Linked DNA regions of Homo sapiens: region 2 is linked to region 1. Evidence: chromatin loops called from intact Hi-C (ENCODE). Cell type or tissue: Caco-2. All regions are shown on one strand. Region 1 overlaps BICC1 (BicC family RNA binding protein 1). Region 2 overlaps BICC1 (BicC family RNA binding protein 1).

Region 1 (2,500 bases):
TGTTACACTAGAATAAAAAATAGTAATGCAAGAAAAACATATGAGAATTCTTTTTAAATGGAAGCCTCATATGACTGAGAAGAAACAGACAAAAGGACAAAACTGACACTCTTTCGGACTTTGATGCCTAGGCCATTACCTTTTGAACTGCATACTTAGTAATTTAAGATTGTTTTCTTCTTAATCACTCCAAGTATACTACTTGATTCCACAGCAAATATTTACATAATGATAATATTGTAAGTGATGTTAAGAAAAAAACAAACTCATGAGCAATCTGAAGAGTGATTTTTAAAAAAAAAGGTTTCTGCCTGCCTGCATCAACTGCTCTATCAATCAAATTGCTTTTCACTTTTAAGGGCAAAATCTGGCATAAGAGGAATTGAAATTATGGTAATTTAACTCCATACAAATATTTTCTAAGTAACATTTCTTGGTCAAGTTTCTTTTCTCCTTCATACTCTTAACCAAGCTGCAAACTTTGATGCTAAGGGGATTTATGGCCCATCAAGAAATTCAATAACTTTTAATATACATTTTCCTTACATAAAATGCTTCGATGCAAGACCAAATTGACCTATTATGTTTATTTTAGAGCTAGTAATGCAATTTCAGAATATCTGAGAAGCTGCAAATGAGTAGAATTTACCTTTCTCTATTTGTATGCATACATCCATGCCAATAAAAATTAGACATATTCAAGGTTTCACATTCAACAGTAAGAGACTAGCATTTTAAACTCAACCTAGGAGGTATAACTTTCGCAATCACCCTAAGTTAATAATTTGTCATAATATTAACTATCCCCCAACACTCGAAAACTAGAAATTCCACAATCTTACAAATAGGCTTCTCATTCTATAATTGATGGATTATCTAAATAACCATAATTAAGGAAATAAAAAAAAATTTTAAGAATAAACAATTCAACATTACTTCCCATTCAAACACTATCTAACTGGGAATGACAGTTCGGGTCCTTAGTGTAGAACATAATGTTTAAAGAACCAATACCACACACAGAACTGATTCTCTTTAGTGATAACACAGTGGTGAAATATTTCACTTGATTCTCCAGTAATCCAAGTTAAAGGCTTTGAAGTCACTATATTTGTTCACCAACTTCATCCATTTCCATTTAATCATTAAAACCCTGTTTCACTGAAGTCAAGCCTGCTTGGCCATCATTTGAGTTCCAGAGATGCCAGGCCAACACTTAGTTTCGCATGACAGACCTCAGTGACCCATATTTTTCAAGCACTCACTGAAACTTCCTTTGCAAAGAACTGCTAATCATTATTGTGAGAAGAGATAAGAACGCTGATCTGCTCATTGAAAATTAACTGACTTCACATAGAGAACCTCATCACCTAGACCTTAGCTTCCCTTTTTTGATCTTGATAATCAGAAAAGAAATTTTGCCTATTTATATTGATGTTTTTAAGATTTCCACCAGTACTACTAATTACTCTACTTCCAACAGGTTACAATACATAGGACCACAAGTTGCAACATTTAGTATTGCTGCTTACGTCCTAGGGTCAGCCACCTAAAAAAAAAAAAAAAAAAAAAAAAAAAATGTCCAACAGCCTCTATTCTCTTCAGCTGTAAAATAAAAACCTGACATCTATGAGGTTGTTACAACAGGAATAAAGAGTACATTACATCAAATTTCAGAAGTTTGCACTGAAAGTAAAGGTAATTCAAGCAAAAATATGAAAAAATCTCGAAAATGTATTTTCCCCCAAATAATTATCCTAGATCTAAACCATTTCAGCTAAAATGGTTTTACTCTCCCCACTATGTGAGTTACTTATTACTTGTTCTTTTTCTTTTTAAAGAAAGACACTAAGGTATTTATAACAAAACCTGGACATTACAAATTTAAAATAACAAGCTCAGACTTTATACATTTAATATGTTCTTGATCAGTCACAGAGCCAAAAGAGAAACAAACAGAATTAAGCTTACAAGAAAATAAAATAGTAAAATATTAATATATAAAATAGAAAAGGAGGTATATATAACAGAATTTATTATACCAAAATTAAATGTAATTCTAACAAGGCTAGAGAGGCAAAAAAAAAAAAATCAAATGTAAGTCATATAAGACTTTAAAAATCAGGATATTAAACCAACATTGATATCACATTGTTTAAATTAGGTCCTTCCTTTTAGCCATAATGAATGTGTATATTTCATGGATCAAAAACACAAAGTAATTCTTATTATACAAATGCTGTTCTAGTAAACACACAAGCATTTTTTTTCTGATGTTTGCACCTTCTTTATACTTTCTTCCAAAACCACTGCTCCTGACTTACATCACAGGAAGAACAACAAAAAAGAGTAGGAACTTCAGAAACTGAACCATAAAATAAGAATGCCTGTTTGCCTAAGGCGTTTATAATGGCTAACATGTTTAATAAGAGAATCTATATATTGTAGGCTCTTTATAAAAATTACATAACTACAGCATTGACTAAAGTTCAATTTTAAA
Region 2 (2,500 bases), 82 kb before region 1:
AAAAGAATTTCAAAGCTTTAGAGACCATATGCTTAGTTCTACCCCTCCTTTGACGAATAACGGAACCAGAGGCCTTGAAGAGATACCCAGTGCCGGGACTATCTCTGCCTGCTTTCTCCTCATTGGTGCTCTTTTCACAACAAGCGGTGGCTCTTATTGGTACAAGTAGCCTCTGGGCATCCTTTCTCATCACCCCCTGCCACAAAACCCAGAGAAGGCTGATGAGGCACACACAGCTCTTGGGAATAAGAGGACTTTCAAGTCTGTGAACTCTGGGTGACCCATGTGTAGACCAGTGTCTACATTTCAGAAGCACTGAGACCAAAAAGGGGAGAGGCGTTGGGGAAAGGAGCCTGAGACAGGGAGAAAGCAAAGAAGGCAAGAGTCAAATAAACGAGCCTTTTTTCCTTTAACTGCAGCTTGAGTTAGTCCAATTCAGAACCACATTTTGAAAAGAATACACTTATCCCCACATTTCCTATTTGACATTTTTAAGCTGTTTTTTTCAAATGGCCTTTTTTTTTAACTCTGTAATTACTTACCATAAAGTACAGATGTTATTTTCTATAACATTAAAGAGATGAATAAGAAAACTCCTGGCTTACAGGCAATTCTACATGAACCCTCAATTTCTGGAATGCAAGTTAATTCCTAATAAGTCACTATTTCCAGCCCTGCTCTGTTACTCTAAACCTTACCACCTAGACTTAAAAGTCATCGTATTAGTTAAAATTACATTCTTTTTTTCCTCCAAAACAGCCCTCCTGCTAGATGTTACTATGTCTGTCATTTAGTATTAGAAACTTTAAAATCCACTTCATTCCACTACATCCTACATCCAAGATTCTTCCTTCTAATTTCCTAATATCAGTCCCTTTATCTTCCTGTTCGCATACCTCCCCCAAATTCCCAGGCCTTCTGTACCTTACTGGTCCTGTTTAAGTGATTCCCCTGGCTATCACAGTGCTTAGTTACTAGATCCCCTCTGGTCCACCATGCCTGTCCCAATTTATAAGTTATGCCACTGGTACCTATACTGATCCTCAACAAACTACCTCTACTCACAGCCAATAACTGACAGAATCTACTATGTTATCATGTTTTACAGAGCTCTAACACAGTGCCCTGCATTCAATATTCTATAAAAGCTTTCATAACAATAAAGATGAAAGGCTCCCACTATTCATACCAGTAAGATGTAGAAGGGAAAGTTAATGAGTAGCCCTGGAAGGACTTTCATCATCTTATAGCAAAGGGCTGTAAAGCCAAAAGCTGAAAGCAAAGCGTGCGTGAGGAGGGAAGACAATGAACATCAGAACCAGCGGCAAATTCTTGTGGCTGAGACACGAAACGTTCTTTGAGCCACAGAGAGAACTGGCAGCTCCTGAAACAAGAAGTTTCTTGGATTTTCTTTTTATGCCATGCTGCCAAGCAAAACAAATATTTTTGCATCCTAAATGAAAGTTCAGTTTACCCTGATAATTCTTTATTGGTAGCAAACCTCATCTAACCACAGCCTATCAGTTTCTGACAATTTTCCATTTCATAACAAAGGAAAAAACATATTTCTAATAGCAACCAACTATCCTATTACATGAGAACTTAACCACCACCTCAAAAGAAAAGAAAAAAAATCTTCACTCGAGAAGGAAATGTTTTTATTCTAAAATGCAAAATACATAAACATATTTAAATAAAAGGAAACCAACAAATGGAATTTTTCCCCATATAAGAATCAAGAAAGTAGTATCCCCAAATAAAAGTTACGATCACAGCTTTAAACTGAGACAAATTGCCAAAAATATTATAGAACTGTGTGTGGTTTTTTTCAAGCAACTAAAGATATGGAAGGTGCCTCATCCTACATCAGCCACACAGCCTTCCCCCCAGCCAGAGGATGCAAACACTAGAATGAAAGGGTCTTCTCTAAAGAATCAAATCATCTCTCGCATTTGCTCAATGCTTTACTGTTTATAAAGCACTTTTGAGTGCATATTTCAACCAATTTTAACATCAATTCTATGAGGAATTATCCCCATTTTCTAAGCAGGAGAACTGAAGCTCAGTTGTCAAATGACTTGCCCAAGATTTCACAGCTGGTGACTGTACTGGAATTCAAAGCCAGAACTCATGGCTCCTAGTTCAGTATTCTTCATAGTATTAACATCTCTTATTTGTTACATTCACTTATTGATTCAAAATGACAGCCTGGCATGAATTGGGGAAGGAAAAAAGGGAGAAGGAGGAGGAGGAGGAGGAGACAATGATGTGTATGGAAGAATGCATATCATCATCCGCTCTGGATCACCCAAGTTTTAAAAACCTACTTCCTAGGCCCTATCTCAGACAACAGCTCCTTAAGAACACCCATAGGATCTTTTTGTGTGTTGGGGAGGAGGTGGGGAGGCAGGAGGATGGGACAAGATAGCACTACCTCTTATTGCTTTAATAATATTTAATTTACTGTGTTTTCCCATTAAGAAAGACAAATACGAAATTT

Evidence for each region. Peaks named below come from ENCODE experiments on the same cell type or tissue, not always from the same donor. Only the 100,000 strongest peaks of a DNase experiment are listed, where the experiment ranks them.
Region 2: a loop joins it to region 1, with 4 times the contacts of the local background. A loop is called at or near these places in 2 of 110 quality-filtered maps.

The regions. Positions count from the first base shown.
Region 1 is chr10:58,554,386-58,556,885 of GRCh38, reverse strand. The region is part of intron 1 of BICC1 (BicC family RNA binding protein 1); the gene reads right to left. Among named protein-coding and RNA genes, the nearest start is that of BICC1, 43 kb to the right of the region's middle. In Caco-2, no CTCF peak of the experiment used is centred here; a DNase peak (open chromatin) is centred at 1,205.
Region 2 is chr10:58,636,342-58,638,841 of GRCh38, reverse strand. All of the region lies in intron 2 of BICC1 (BicC family RNA binding protein 1), which reads right to left. Among named protein-coding and RNA genes, the nearest start is that of BICC1, 120 kb to the right of the region's middle. In Caco-2, no CTCF peak of the experiment used is centred here; a DNase peak (open chromatin) is centred at 1,301.